Regions from separate parts of the Homo sapiens genome. Here region 2 is linked to region 1. Evidence: chromatin loops called from intact Hi-C (ENCODE). Cell type or tissue: OCI-LY7. All regions are shown on one strand. Each heading gives the region's core, and the rest is flanking DNA. Links, peaks and the distances in the headings are about the cores only.

Evidence for each region. A loop is a pair of places that touch in the nucleus more often than their neighbours do. Peaks named below come from ENCODE experiments on the same cell type or tissue, not always from the same donor. Only the 100,000 strongest peaks of a DNase experiment are listed, where the experiment ranks them.
Region 2: it touches region 1 in a loop (2.4-fold over the local background); 3 of 110 quality-filtered maps call a loop at or near these places.

What each region holds. Positions count from the first base shown.
Region 1 is chr6:107,615,307-107,623,640 of GRCh38, reverse strand. All of the region lies in intron 5 of SOBP (sine oculis binding protein homolog), which reads right to left. Among named protein-coding and RNA genes, the nearest start is that of SOBP, 130 kb to the right of the region's middle. In OCI-LY7, for the core only: no CTCF peak of the experiment used is centred there; DNase peaks (open chromatin) are centred at 4,750, 5,480, 7,310, 7,670 and 1 weaker place; H3K4me3 peaks cover 4,655 bases; H3K27ac peaks cover 6,091 bases.
Region 2 is chr6:107,546,082-107,554,415 of GRCh38, reverse strand. The region is part of intron 4 of SOBP (sine oculis binding protein homolog); the gene reads right to left. Among named protein-coding and RNA genes, the nearest start is that of SOBP, 60 kb to the right of the region's middle. In OCI-LY7, for the core only: CTCF peaks have their summits at 3,025 and 3,248; DNase peaks (open chromatin) are centred at 3,295, 3,775 and 4,335; H3K4me3 peaks cover 1,898 bases; H3K27ac peaks cover 2,515 bases.

The DNA of each region.
Region 1 (8,334 bases), core at 232-8,231:
TTACAGAGCAAAGATTAACCAGAAGTAGATATGAAATCATCTACCAATTTCCTTTTGTGAGCTGGAAGATCTAATTTGCTTAGCATAGCAGATGTTCTCTGCCTATCTCTCTCTCTCTCCCCCTGACTTGGGATTGGTACCCTTCTTTATGGTATTCCCTACTCTTTGCAGTGTAGAGAACATTCTCTTTACGGAGACAATGGAAACCAAATAAAATTTGCCGAGCCCTGCCTTTTCATCCTCTTTTGTTAAATATTACATGACTTGCTCTAAATACGGATCTATCCACTTCTACTTCTTTTTCCTTCTATGAACATAGCGTTACTAGCTCCTTTTATTAACTTGGGCATTCCCCTAAGGGTTCAGCTCCTTTTGCAGCCTAGCCTTCCTGATCTAATTTCATTTTCAGAACTTTACACAAAGCCCCAAATAACTCCCCAAATGCACTGAGCCTCTGATTGTCGGACCAAATCCACCTTTCCTTGGCACTTCAAAAAAATCTGCTTTTCTAAACTCCAGGGAATGTGGCTGATCATATCCAGCATTCTCCCCCTCTGCTATCACGTATTCCAAGATAGTGCCACTTCCCCACTCCAGCCACATTCCAAGTAGCTCTACCCTAGATTAATCAGATGGTGGTCAAAGTAGGATTCCCTTCACTGCTCCTCCACCTTCTCATAACTCTTCACAGGGCATGGGGGGGAATTATTAACTGCTCTGTTTTGAAGAGAATAATATTTTTAGTAGATAACAAGATAAATTATCCCATATCTTGCTTCTTTGCTAATTAATGTATTTTTTAAATGTCTGCTCCATATTTTATACTAAATATCCCCACATTATTCTTTTGATGCTTCCTTTTATATTCCTAAAATTCCTGTCTTGCATTTCCCCCTCAAGAGTGTCAACTGCTATACAAGGATATATTTTCAAGCATTTTACCTACCTATTAGATATGTCTGTGGGGTGTGTCATTTTATATTTTAGTTCTCTGTGTTAGCTCTAGTCTAGGCACAAGACACTGCCAAGTCTCAGTGGGATCTCTGAGACTGTTTTCACCTTTTTGTGCCCATAAGCCAGGGCAACTTGGTCCTTCCCATTCTCTGCATTGGCAGAGAGACTTTGGAAGTCAATTGTTTGTTCCTGCTAATGTCTTTGTTTACTCTTGAGAAGAACTGGCTCTTCTCCACAATCGCATCTCTTCTTGTATCATCCCAGCTGCCTTTATCATGTCCAGTTTTCAAGTTTATTGGGATAGTTGTTGCCTCTGCTAGCCACCTAATAGTTGAAAGTTTTCTTGATGAGATTAAATCTGTAAATACATTCTTCCCAATTTTCAATCAGTGCCTCAGGCTTTGATTCCATTTGGCTCAGAAGACCCACATGCTGCCCACTCTGCAACTTTGGGTCCTGCTCCTGTGCCCTCTGGCACCCCGTCTACCTTCAAGAGCTGCTGGGAGGATCAAAACAAATAGTGCAAATGGAAGCATTCTAAAAAATAAAAAGTGCTGCATAAATACAGATGTTTTTACGTATTATTACAAAGGTAAGGTAACACATTTTCCTATTTAGAAAAACAGGGCCAACTGTTTTACCTATACTCTACTCTTACTTACCCTTTATTCTGTTAAATCTGTTATTTTAAAAAAAGAGAGGGAGAAAAATACCCTACTACAAATTTTCCTCTGATGTGTACTTCAAAGTAAAAAGCACACTGCAAAAATAAAACCCAGAAACCCAAACCAACAAAACACTTGACCCCCAAATTCTTTACTATGCTTCTAATGGTTTGTGGAGTGTTTGACAGCAATATAATTGCAATAATGAGGAGGTTTTTGGGCCAGGCTGTGGTCTTAAGCTCACTATGGATGTTTTAGCCCTAGGCTCAGCTTCAGGCCAGCACCAGTCACCCGGGCCAGAGTTACCAATGGAATCCCTTATGCTCTGTCACACACAAATGTGACATTTATGGCATCTGGTATATAATGCTGCAAATTCAAAAGGCTCCGTGTGTTGGGCTCATGAACCTGGGGAGAAGGAATAATTTGGATTGCCTATCGTCTTTTTTAGTTAATTAAAACCTGTGTGAGAGTGACTGCTTAGTGGCAATTTCCTAGATACGTGGGAGGGATGTGCTGGACTGCTTCTGATTTCTTTGGATATCCACACTGGTTCCTTTGTCTCTGAAAAGCTTATTTCCTGTTTGTGGACTGCTGATTTGCCTAGTTCTTTTCTGTCTTTGTTCTGTGAATTTAGCCATCCTGCTGTGCTAACTACCTGGTTGAAAACCAATGCTCAACAAATACTGGATTCTCCACTAAGGATCCCTCTTACAACTCCATCCTCATCAGCGAATCCTGGGTTCGCCCAACTGAATCTCCTCATCCAGGCCAAATGCCTGAACTGTTAAATGGTGTGAACCAAGACAACCCGGGACACAGATAGGTATTCATATATATTTAAACACACCTGTTATTTATATAGCTCCTTTCCTCCAATAAATTCAAGTGGCTCAATAGTACTATCATAATATCACTCACCAGAAATCTGTAAACAGACAAGCAGCCAGATAACATACCTTATTTTAGAGCTAAGTAAATTAAGACTAGCAACAATTACATATCAGTTGTCAGTATTTGGGTAGAAACCCCCATTTCCTAACCTCTGTATGACTAATGACATCATTCTTTGGCCTACTCTGAAGGAGGAAATGAGATGCAGAAGAAAACTGTACTGCCATCTGACCCTTCATACAACTGGACTCTTGGCTCCCGGGTAAGAGGAGAAATGAGCATAACAGAGCTGCCTAATTCAAACAGCCTGCATAACATGCCCTGGATCTGGTGAGACACAGAAAAAAGAAATATGGTGGATGCTCTAAATATGTGAGGGCGGGCCTTTCTTTCAGTGCTTAGTATCTAAGAGTGAAATAAAAGGTGTTACTGGGTATTTCCTGCTGTATCAAGGCATGCCTTTGATACAGATTGGCATGTTCCAAAAGTGGGCAGGAACAGGAGAGGGAACAAAGAGGAGGAGGAAAAGAACTGTGTGCTAACTACTTCTGTATCAGAACAGAGCCCATGAGATGCTGGTGTCTGCTGTGGTCATGGCCCTGCTGTCTCATTGGCTGTAGCTGCCTGGACCCAAAGACACCTGAAGATGTTGGTGTGGGCTCTGCCTAAGAGGGACAGAGCAACTCAATGGACCAATTAGATGTTCTTATTTGGGAAGTTTGGAATCAATATAATGCCAAGAGACTAAATAGTGGTGGAGAGAGTGGTCATAGGAATAAAGCCAGAGGACCACAGAGGAGAGAGGCAATGTGCAGAAACCACAGGGAAGCATAGGTCACAAATTAGAGAGTGGGGAGAAGGGAGCTGGAAGTGGATGGAGTAGAAGCCAAACTGCAGGGAACTGCAAATCTTTAACGGCCTCGTGCTAAATCAGGAAGCAAGGATGCCTGCTCCTTGGGAGCAGTAAGGCAGTCCAGTGGCTCAGTTATTAGCACTGTGGGACCATTCACTGCCAGCACAATTGCTCAGACACCACAGGGATGAGTGGCAATGGCTATTCCCACCTTTCTGATTTCCCTGGGCTTCTTTATGGCAAGCTTCCATAACTTTAGGAAGACCAAAAGTCTCACCCAGCTTGACAGACTTTCTCAGATTTAATCCTTACCATAACCTTCCAGGTATTACCCTCTGCTAAAAAAAATGAGGAAAATCTAGGAAGGGGCAGTGACTTCAAGGTCCCTGCCTAATCCCGTAATACTCCCTCCTGGTGGTTAATGACCCTGTATCTTGCTATGGGTGTGGCGTACCCAGGACAGCCTCAGTCTGGGTGGACCTACTCAAATCCAAGGGCTGGGAGGCCTTGTCTTCTGCTGGTGCAAAAGCATAAAGTTTACACCAGGACATGCCTCTTATAGAAGCCTGCATACACCTGCACTACTATTTCTGAGGGTCTCCATAGAAAGGAAATATGAATACTCTCTCAGGTTCTTGTCTATTCCTAAACCCATTCCAACTGCCCCCCACCCCACCGACCCTACCACTGACCAATATGCCCCAACTCTCTATTTCCTAAAGTATATGCTGAGAAACACTAGATCCACCAATAAATGCTCTGTCCCCCAAAAAGGATCCCATGGCCCAATAAGCTTGGGAAATGTTGCATATTCTATGCTCTTCTTTGGAGGTTCTCAGTGCAGGCTGCCATGCCTGAGCCTCTGAGGAGATCTGCAGAAAAGAAACATACTTAAACTTCATTCATCCAGAGTTTCCCCAGCTTTTCAAAAACAGAACTCTTTTATTTTTAAAGTAGGCTTCTATAGGAAAACACTTTGAAAAATGCTACCTTAATCACTTGGATGCATAAGATGGGGCCAGGAAACCTAAGCCTTATCATGTTTTCTTTAATTAAAGCTTTCTTTTGTGGTACTGGGCCTGGATCTCATGGCACCTTTACACCCCAGAACCCCATCCTGCACATGATAAGGGTTCAGGATGCAATTACCAGTTGTAACTGAACTGCAGGAGAAGGTGAAGGTGATTCCTACACATGGGCCCCTCCGCATGTTAACAGGCTCTGTCCAGAAATCAACGTTACTCGTCCCCTTGTGGCACTTTTCTCAGCCTCAGTGCTCCCCCGCCCCTGCTCACCTCTAATCAGCTTCCTGTGCTCACTGAGGCCTAGACCCTATTACATTTCACCTTGTGGTTTCAGCTTCTGCAGTCACTACAAACTCAATTTCTGTCCTCTCAGTTCTAGTTACCCTACGCAGCCCACAAGCCCGACAGGATGTCATGAATACCAGTACCTATGGCGTGACCTTCCAAACCCCGAGGCTTCACCCAAGAGCATTTTAGGTCACACAGCTGCATTTTCTGCATGACAGATGAATTCCTGAGCATTACATGAGAAAGGGGCCACAACTGAGCAGCCTCTTCACGTGCACTTAAACCAAACAACAACAAATGGCATATCGCTATTTTTTGTATTTATACACAAAGGACTGTCCTTAACTGTCATGCTAAATAAAAACATAAAATCAAGAAAACTACTTCAAACAGCCTTGCTGGCACACTGATTTTGAACTAAATCCCATTGGTCTATGGATGAGGGTTTATTCTAGTCATGTTGATCATTTTATCTCTTCCTTTGGCCATTCTCTGCCACAGGCCTCTGCGCAAATTCAGCCTTATCCAGAGTAAGTGACACATATGTCCTAAAGGGCCAAAGAACTATGGTCTCAAGAGGAGAATGGGTGATCAGCTACCCCTAGACTAAGTAAACTCTTCTAACCAGACAAATACTTCATGGCCTAATAAACCCAAAGGAACTATGAATGCCCTTAATACTATGATTTCTGGAAGGTCACCTAACTTTCCTGAATTGTACCAGTTAGAAGTTATGCAAATTCTTCTCTATTGTCCTGTTCACACTGTACAGTCATTTACCCATTAATTTGACTAAAAAGGGCTGCAACAATTATGTAATAAGAAGGCATACGGGCCGCGCACGGTGGCTCACACCTGTAATCCCAGTATTTTAAGAGGCTGAGGCGGGCGCATCACCTGAGGTCAGGAGTTCAAGACCAGCCTGGCCTATATGGTGAAACCCCATCTCTACTATAAATACAAAAAATTAGCTTGGCTTGGTGGCGGGTGCCTGTAGTCCCAGCTACTTGGGAGGCTGAGGCAAGAGAACTGCTTGAACCCAGGAGGTAGATGTTGCAGTGAGCTGAGATCGTGCCACTGCACTCCAGCCTGTGCGACAGAGAGACTCCGTCTCAGAAAAAAAAAAAAAAAAAAAAAAAAAGGAGTCATACAACAACCCAAGCTGCCCACATCTGTGTTGCCAGGCACTTTAAGAGAGAGCATGGGCTTGGCCCTGGGATGATCAAATCAAGCTGTGGGGTGGGCAGGCTCCCCAGCTAATTGAGCTTCTTTGCTGAACACCAGTGAGATGTGAGAGATGAGTTTGGATTGGAATTCCATTATGGGTTTTCAATAATTAAACATTACATGTTTGGAACCTCATTCTTCTGTATTACTTTTTAAATATTAATCTATTTACATCAGCTGGACTTCCTGCAGCTTGATACGCAGTAAACGGGAGTCACACTGAGAAAGACAACTGTGTTCTTAGCTTAAGACATCTTTGATGATCACCAACAGTAAAGGCGACACAAACCCTCTGTTCAACCCAACCCTGTATAATAATTACCCTGCCTTTTAGAGGGTGGCTGGTTCCACTTTTTTCAGCACACTCACACATTCCTCATGACTACACTGACTTTCCAAATTAGCAAGAATCCAAATTAATCTTATCTCGAGAGTTTTATAATGCCCCTTAAGACCACTGGGGCACGCTGCCCTCTTTAGAAGCGGGGTTAGAAAATGGATGTGGAAGGTATGTGAGGGTTTCCTTGGAGATAACCCCACACTGCAGTGACACTCCAGCATAAAATTCAAAAGCCAGCGCACACATCAAAACCTCATTAAGGGATCACCTGTTTTATACCATGCCTGCATGCTGTTAGGACTTTAGGTGTGCGGGTGAACCCTGCTGCTCTGAAGCCTTCCCTGCCTCCTCCCATTTCATCATGCCTGGCAGACGCTCGAGCAGCAGCCCAGCAACTGCCCGGGAGCCCCTGTCTGCTGCCTGTTCATCCTCTCTCACCACAAACACACGGCACCCTGAGGACACAGAGGCCCTCCCCATGCCTGGATGCAAATGGCACTGCCCAAGAAGACAGCCTGAGGCCAGACTTCAATGGAATAGGGATTCTAGGCCAGGCAAGACAGCCAAGGGCTGTCTAAATCAAAGGACTGGGCCAACCGTCGCTGTGAGTGTCCGCTGCTTCGGAGATTACAGCCCCCACTGTTTCTGCAGTCAAAGTAATCATCAGACCCGAATCCACGCTCGGCCCCTCGCAGAGAGCGCCATAGAACCCTCTCCGATTTGCTTTCAATTTAAGAATTTTATTCCCTTTTAAGACAAAGCGAGCAGTGCAGACCAGCCATATTACAAGGCTATTTTAAAGAGCAAAACACCATTTAACTTAATACAAAAAGATGTAAGATTCAAAGTGGAAAATTACAAGGGAGCTACCCCAGTAATAGAAAAGTCCCCAGCTGTCTACCCTTGTGACCAGAGAGGAAGCTAGATGTACTGAAAGTCCCAAGAAAATCTTCCCAGATTTTAGTATCTTGTTCTATTGTTTTACTTTTCAGTGCTATCAATGGCATATGCAAAATACCTGAATGCAAATGTCTGTTCTTAGTCTCAGAAGGGAGCCTGGGTCCGTGCATACCATCCAGGCAATGCATGGTGCCATCAGGGCTGGTCCAGGAAAGCTAAAGTCCTAAAGCTGTGACTGGTGGTCCCAGGATGCTAAGTGTCTCCTTCCCCATGGGAGAGGTGGCTGTACTAGACTTTGCAAAGGACAAGTAGATCCCAAGAGTGCACAGGAAAGGCTCCAGAGGGAAAGAAAAGCTCCTGATTTATTAGAGACTCCACAATGGCTGAAGCCGCCCCCCCGCCCCCCCCCCACCCCCCTTCCTCAATGAGTAGGCATCCTTTTTTTTTCTTTTTTTTTTCTTTTTTTTGCCCAGAGACAGAGTCTCGCCCTGTCACCCCAGGCTGGAGTGCAGTGGTATGATCCTAGCTCGCTGCAGCCTTGATCTCCTGGGCTCAAGTGATGCTCCAACCCCAGCCTCTTGAGTAGCTGGGACTACAGGTATACACCACCATGCCTGGATAATTTATAAATTTTTTTTTAGAGACAAGGTCTCACTCTGTTGCCCAGGCTGGTCTCTAACTAGTCATCTTCTTTTAACCCAGAGTTTCAAAATCCTTTCCCGTCCATAACTGGAATTGATTAAATTTTGCCTCCTCTTCCTGCTCTCCAGAGGCAGAACTAACAAGCAGAAATCAGCCTGCCCAACCTCAGGGCAGGTAGGAACTCTCCCCAGATTCTCACAATCAGATTTTTCCCTTGGGGAACACACCATCCTTTGAATAATTCCTGGTCTGAACAAAAAACCAAGCACATTCTATAGGTAGACAGAAGTAATTCAGAAGGGGACTGCCCACTGAGCTTTTCACATTTACAAGACAGACTAGGGGCAGGTGAGGGACAAAGTGAAGCCCTCTCATTTTGCCCCATACCCAAAGGCTGTCGTTTCCTCAAGATTATCTCAGCCTTTGTCCCTCTGATTTCCAAGTGACTTGGAAAACAGAGTAATAATCCCTAGAAAATACCTAAAAGCTTAATAAATCTATTGCTTGGAAGTACCCCACTAATATTCAGTCTAAATCTTTCTTTCC
Region 2 (8,334 bases), core at 150-8,149, 69 kb after region 1:
TTTAATCCAACATCTTACCACGACTAGAGCTTCCCCACATCCATCAAGTCTCTGTAATGCAAATGGAAGAAGCTCTCCTTAACATCACCAGTTTTGTGACTTTAAAGCCATCCATTTTGAGAGGTCTGGGATTGCTCTAAGTACTGGACAAACTGCAGAAAAACTCTGTCACTTGTTTCTCAAGGCCTACATCCTGGAAGGAGCATCATCTCTAGCTCTCAGGCCAAATGCCCTTTTCCCTAATACTGTAAAGTTTATTACTGGAGGGTTACTCAAAAAATCTGCTGGGAGGCATACCAGGCAGTACAAGTCAAACCCCAGTCTGGCCACGCTGTCCCTCATGCTGGTGGATTTACAGCTCACCTCCACCTGTCCCAACCTCCATTCTAGGCTGCACATGTCAGAAAACCTTCCATCTTCTATCTCTGGCTTAAGGGAAGAAACCTTGTTTGTAGAAGAGAAGATGGGAGCTGAATTCTCTCATGTCTAATGCATGTTACATTATATAGAACTCTAAACCAGAATTCAAAAAGCCCACACCTGAGGCAGGCAGATGACCTGAGACCAGGAGTTCAAGACCAGTCTGGCCAACACAGCAAAACCTCGTCTCTACTAAAAGTACAAAAAATTGGCCAGGCACAGTGGCTCACACCTGTAATCCCAGCACTTTGGGAGGCCAAGGCGGGTGGATCACGAGGTCAGGAGTTCAAGACCAGCCTGGCCAAGATGGTGAAACCCTGTCTCTACTAAAAATACAAAAAAATTAGCCAGGCATGGTGGCGGGCGCCTATAATCCCAGCTACTTGGGAGGCTGAGGCAGAGAATCGCTTGAACTGGGGAGGCGGAGGTTGCAGTAAGCCGAGACCACTGCACTCCAGCCTGGGCGACAGAGGGAGACTCCATCTCAAAAAAAAAAAAAATTAGCCAGGTGTAGTGGCGTGCACCTGTAGTCCCAGCTACTTGGGACGCTGAGGCAGGAGAATCACTTGAGCCCAGGAGGCAGAGGTTGCAGTGAGCCGAGATCGTGCCACTGCACTCAGGCCTGGGCGACACAGTGAGACTCTGTCTCAAAATAAATAAATAAATAAATAAATAAATAAATAAATAAATAAATAAAATAATAATAAGCCCGTGAGTGGATTTCAGAAAGTCCATGAACCCCATGAAATTATGTGTGAAATTCTCTGTGCATGTGTATTCCCTGGAGACAGACTCCAATCTGAAGCTTTCTTCAGATTATCAAAGAAGGCCATGATTCAAACAGTTAAACTCCCAGCTCAGATAGTTTCCTTTTTCTTTTTTATTATTTATTTATTTATTTCAATAGGTTTTTGGGGAACAGGTGGTGTTTGGTTACATGAATAAGTTCTCAGGTTTATTCTCCACTCCACACCCACCCCATCTCTAATCTGGCTTTAAGTACCAAACTATTTAAATGGGGAAGCCTTAGCTATTATGTCTTCATCAGTCTACTATTTATTTATTTATTCATGGAGACAGGGTCTCACACTGTCTCCCAGGCTGGAGTACAGTGGTGTGATCATAGCTCACTGCAGTTTCTAACTCCTGGGTTCAAGTGATCCTCCCTGCTCAGCCTCCTAAGTAACTAGAACTACAGGTACACACCACCACCCCTGATCAGTGGCTGACTTTAAAATAGAGTCAGCCACTCTTTCTACTTGGTAGCCAAGATGTTCTCCCATCAACTCCCCTGATGTTGGCCAATCCTTGTGAAGGATGTGCCTCGTGCCATGGTTAACAACACAGCTATGTGGAACAGGCCTGGAATTCATCTCATTTGACTGGAATGGAGAAGACCAGGCTGAACATGGTGAGTGTCTATCCCTCCATTCAACTCCTCCTCCCCTTTGGTCCAGGCTCAGAATGACAGTGAGAAGCTTCTTGGGAGGCTGCCCCTCCTCATTGTCTGGTCTTCCTCCACTCCCCTGGCTTTCCCACCCTTGGTCCTCCCCAACAACTCACCTCTGACTTCCTTTGCTTCATTTTCACCTGATACAACAGCTTCATATAGCACAGCTTAAAATTTGAGCATTCCCTTTTACTATCTGATCAATACACACATCACCTGCAGTTCTCCATCAAGACAAATGCATACTTAAATTATAAATGGAGGAGCCACTGGCCATTTTGTGATAAATATAACTCTGCTAAGAGAGCCCACAATGAAAGTTGAGCATAACTGATCATAGCTCGGTTTAACTTGGTGAAATTGCAGAGTTAAGGTCAAAGAGAATCCATCCAACGGTGAGAAATTGAAGGCCCCCAACCTACCATGATAATGACATTTCATACCAATATACCTATTTACCTACTATTTTCAAGCTTCTCAGCTCATCAGTAAGTCCCAATCAACAATTTTTTTGTTGTTGTTGTTGAGATGGAGTCTTGCTCTGATGCCCAGGCTGGAGTGCAGTGGTGCGATCTCAGCTCACTGAAACCTCCACCTCCTGGGTTCAAGCGATTCTCCTGCCTCAGCCTCCCAAGTAGCTGGGATTACAGGTGTGCACCACCATGCCCAGCTAATTTTTGTATATTTAGTAGAGATGAGGTTTCACCATGTTGTTGAGGCTGGTATCGAACTCCTGACCCCAAGTGATCCACCTGCTTCAGCCTCCCAAAGTGCTGGGATTACAGGCATGAGCCACTGCGCCCAGCCCCAATCAACAATTTTTTAAATGAAATAAAACAGAAAATATCAGAGTGGATCACACAGGAAAATAAGTATGGTATTATTTCATGAAATTTTTATTTCAGTTTTAAATACATATGCCCTGTTTTGCGTATTCTAAAACCCAGATATTTTTCACATTTTAACACTTCTGAAATCATGATTCATTTTGCCCTTGTTTTTAGCCAGGTTGTAGCTGTGACATAATTGTATGAAAATCTTCATTGATACCTTCTGGCAAAATCAAGAAAACGCCATCATCAAAGTGACTTAGATTCTGTGAAACTGGTTATGAGTTTGTGTGTGTGTGCGTACTAAATTATAAAACAAATTTTTTACTACTGGTTCATAATAAATAAAAGCTTGAAAAATAGCATACTAAGCCATTTTACAAAGTTATTATGTACACTTACTAAACACTGATATTCTAATCATAAAGGAGACCAGTTTCTATTGCTCTTCAGGCAACTGCAATTACAGCCTCCTCTTGTTACTGAGTTTAGAAACTTCATCAGAGCTGATATATCTGTTGTGGTAACCACCCCCCGCCACTAGATGTGTGGCCCCTGCAAGTCACTTAACTTCTCAGGGCCACAGTTTTCTCGGCCGTAGGAGGAGGATGTTGGAGAAGTTTTCTACCACCACTTTAAGGTTGCACAGTTCAGGAAATGTGCAGACACATATTAAACTCTTCACGTGCCTGTCAGTCTCTGCATTACTTTATCCATGAGCCCTGAGCCCTGTCTGTTAGATTCTCTGCTTCTTTGCCTCCTTTATCTCCTGAAGACTTCTTCATAAAACATCCCAAGGGCAAAATGATGTCAAAAATCCATTTTTTAAGTTATGTAGTATTGTTTCAAGCATTCCTACAAAGTCCGTGATATTTTAAAATGTTAAAGCACAACATGGGAATGACAGTAAGGGTTATGCATTGGTTTTTTAATGTGTGACATGTGGCGCTCTCATTCCTGACTCACATCTTTTTTGAGCCTCACCGTCCTTTTTTCTATCCATCCCATTTCCTGAATCTATATTTTGGTCTCTAAATTAGCATGTGCTCACTCATGCATAGAGCCTGGCCTCTGGGCTGGGTAAGTCACCCTGTGGTGCCCGGGTTCTTCTTACCCGCATCAGTTCCAGCATGCCTCACATCATGTCATTTGTTTACTGGTTGCTCTCCCCATTCAACTGTGAGAGCCTCAGAGGCAAGGACCTCTCTTTATTTATCTTTGTATCCCCAGCCACAGAACAATGCCCTTCATACTGCGGATGCTCAATATTGCTTGTTGAATAAATGCGTAAGTGGATAAATGTGTGGCGTGAAGTCAACTTCCACACAAGCACAGGACAATTCACACGCTCAAACAGACACTCTTCTGAGCAGAAACCACGTCTCAGATGTCTAATTTCCACGGCACCCAGCCCTGAGACAAGTTCCATCCTCTGAGGACCTCACTGAGTTGCAGATTCATGTGCTTGTTTTACAGACACCAGTCTGTACCCAAATATGCATTCTTATGCTTCTCTCTGGCCTTTCACTACCCACACTATTCCAGTATCCTGGTCCAAGCCGAGTGTGGGTCAACTGTTCCTGTTAGCAGCTGCCCTGCAAGGGGGCTGAGTGACAGAAAGGATTATTTCAGCTTTAGGACTCAAGACCAAAATGGAAGCTGCCAACTTCCTTCCTGTCCCCACTGGCCTTCCAGGTGTGGAGAGGAGGGACCCCATGGGTGCCAGGCTTCCCAGGAATGAGTAAGGCCCATCTCTCCATGTCTCCTCCCATGCACAGCTGGGTTAGAGTAACATGACCATACCTTACCAGGCCCCTGGACATCCCTGGAGAGTGCAGGTGATAGGGGTTAACTATCACGGTTGTTTTGACATAGGTTTTCTCCAGTACATCACCCCATCTCCCTACACACATAGGGAGAAAGAAATTGAGGTCTATATCACCTTTACTTGCCCCTGATCAAATATTTAGCCAAATATCTAGGCCATGGAACATCAAACATCTCCTTATCCAGAGCTGAATTATATGATCATAAAAAATTAAAAATTAACTGATACTTACTAAGTACTAAATGACTACATTAGAAATGTAAAAAAAAAATGAGCAAAAGGGCTTGAATGAGGAGGGGAGCTGTACTTCTGGGGGAAAGGAAATATAAAGTTCTAACTCCATTTACTCTGGGGCACTTTAACTTTCTTCTTTCATCGCATTTAATGCAAAATGACACCCTAAATGAAACCCCATAAGGCATCTAGGGTTTTTTTTTTCCTGAGTTTCTATTTAATTCTGGTTATTTTGATTTAAGCTTCTATAATCAATTTGTGCTTCAATAATACAAATAACTTCCATGAGCTCCACCCCAGTATAGGGCTTGGGAGTATGCCTCTTTATAATTAATTCTCTGGATTTATCTGTTTTTTTTTGTTGTTGTTGTTTGTTTGTTTGTTTTTGAGATGAAGTCTCGCTCTGTTGCCCAGATTGGAGTGCTGTGGTGCGATCTTGGCTCCCTGCAAGCTCCGCCTCCCGGGTTCATGCCATTCTCCTGCCTCAGCTTCCCGAGTAGCTGGGACTACAGGCACCTGCCATCATGCCCAGCTAATTTTTTTGTATTTTTAGTAGAGACAGGGTTTAACCATGTTAGCCAGATGGTCTCGATCTCCTGAACTCATGATCTGCCCGCCTCGGCCCCCCAAAGTGCTGGGATTACAGGCTTGAGCCACTGCGCCCGGCCGGTTTATCTGTTTTTAATTCAATTTATTTATTTATTTATTTATTTTTTAGAAATAAGGTCTTGCTCTGTCACCCAGGCTGGAGTGCAGTAGCACAATCACAGCTCACTGCAACCTCAAACTCCTGGCTCAAACAATTCTCCTACCTCAGCCTCCCTAGCAGCTGAGACTACAGGTGTTCACCATCACACCTGGGTGATTTTTTTTATATTTTGTAGAAACAGAGTCTTGCTATGTTGTCCAGGCTGGTCACGAACTCCTGGCCTCAAGTGATCCTCCCACCTCAGCCTCCCAAAGTGCTGGTGTTACAGATGTGAGCCTCTGCACCCAGCCCTTAATTCACTATTTAAGTCAACTTTGATTGTGCTGAAATTTGGGAGGTCAATATTCTTTTCTACTTATTAAACAATTCATGATAAAGAACGTTGAAAATTATATTATAGGTTGGCTGGGCGCGGTGGCTCACGCCTGTAATCCCAGCACTTTGGGAGGCCAAGGCGGGCGCATCACGAGGTCAGGAGATGGAGACCATCCTGGCTAACACAATGAAACCCTGTCTCTACTAAAAATACAAAAAATTAGCCAGGCATGGTGGCGGGCGCCTGTAGTCCCAGCTGCTCGGGAGGCTGAGGCAGGAACCCAGGAGGTGGAACTTGCAGTGAGCCAAGATCACGCCACTGCACTCCAGCGTGGGCAACAGAGCAAGACTCTGTCTCAAAAAAAAAAAAACAAAAAGAAAACAGAAAAAGAAAATTATATTATTGGTACATGGTTTTCTCTGGTGCCAGTAGGCCATGAGATTGGGGATTCCTTTTGTTGTTGTTGGTAAGCAGTATTGACTTGATGTCAGATTTGAAGTTCTATTAGATTTACAGCAGTGGTGTCTGCTCCTTTACATTTGATTCACAAATCCCTCATACTCAATGAACTCTCAATGGTACCACTTTAACTAGAAGTAAAAAGTCATCAAACTAAATCATGGGACTGGGTTGTAAGTCTACCTTCTCTCCCTTCCATTCACCTGCAGTAGTCTAAATCACTCCTTCCCTGAAGCATGCCTTATCAGCTGTGCAGTGCAATAGAAGGGGGAAAATGTTTTCCCAACCCAGAAACCCATCAACTTGGACCCCGAAGCATGACATCTGAACACTTAACTGCAAGACCAGGAACAGCTCACAACTACTATCCATGATCATTAACAACCTGCTTGCATTTCCAGGGCTGCCTCCGTGGATTAATGTATGTACTATGTATTAAACCATCTGCCATGGAGTCTGACCTAGTCTTTCCCCATTGTGGCCAACTGCAAAGGTTACCCCTGAGTGTTAAGAGGCTGAGTACATTTTGATTACATTTACATTTACCAATTCTTTAGTTTTATTATTAGTTCTTTTGTCCTCAACAATATACCTTTTCAGGCTTTTGTATCCCATATTTGTATAGCCTGCAGTATAATAAAAACACATTTAATCCTCTGTGTCAACTCTTTTAAAGTTCAGCGTTAGCCTTTTATAAAAATCAGGTTCAAGAAGAATGAACTACACATTTCCTGTGAGAAGGGACATAGCTTGATTATCAGCATATTGTTTGACGTACTTTTGTCTGCTTTTAAAAATTGTCTTTAATGCAGTCAAACATTTAAACGTTAATTTTTTTACTCTAGGCAGGTAACACAATGAGCCCCCTACAGATGGGACCAAGTTCTCCTCTCTGGGGATGCTGAGAGTCAGCCCATATCAGGGACGTGAGGATTAAAACGTTTTGTTCCCTTGTGCTCGCTGATGGCTGAGTGAATGGAATTGCATCTGATGTCAGGTTACCTCATTATATGTATATATTTGTAAGGGTTTCTTTTTGGGCGGAGGGTAATTCTCTGTGGTTTTTCAAATGAAAGCAACTAAGAGAAAGTAGTGAATGCTACCTCCTTCCTGTCATCTACTGCCAAATAAGCCATCAGTATTACCAAGTGACACTACTCCTAATATAAACCCCTGGGATGGTACACTATTAATTTCTCTACCCTGAGGAATATCATCCACTCCTTCCCCAGGTTCTTAATCCAAGGCTGGGCTTTATTCCTTGTCTTCAGTTGTTTATGTTCCTCAAGGGTCTCTTCAGGAGGAGTCAGCCAAACTCTAAATGAATTACTTGGATTTTTGAAAATCCAAACAACTTACCTTACTTTTTTGCAAGGCTATATTTGGTCATTTTTATTTAGGTTTGTATCAAATGCTAACTCAAGACATAAATACTGTTTTTTGTTTGTTTGTTTTGTTTTTCTCAAAGGAGCCTCCTCAAATAGTGACCCTGCAAACTTTGTACTGTTCTGTCATTCCTTAGAGTCTGGCTTTTCTCAAAATTATGATAATGGACACTCACCCATTTCAAATCCAGAGGCTTTCTGTGTGCACATGAGTGCAGGCGCCAGCATGCTCATGGGAAGATACCTGGAGGACTGCATCCAGGATGCAGCAAAGCAGACCCTTGAGAGAGGCTGGATGCCCTTGCACCCCAGTGACTTCTCCACTCTCAAGTATACGTGCTATTTTTAATGCTATCAGCAACATCATACTTTATTTCCTTCATATGTTTTGGACCCTCTGATTTACAGCACTTAAGCTTCTCAAATTTGCTTCAACTGATTTTCCTTAAAGATTCAAACCACTGTTTAAGTTGCAAAAAATCCTTATAAAACCTGCTCTACATCACAGATTGATACAGGACAGGGAAGCTACTCCCAATTGCCCATATACGGCATCTTTCTCTTACACTGCTTCCTAAGGTCCTTGGAGCACAGCTTCTGATATCCAATGTCCATGCGTACAGTCTTCACTATTTTTGGTTGCTTTCCGAAATGTCATCTGTGTGCCCTCTCCATTTCCCATTGGTCTTTAATACGTCTTCCA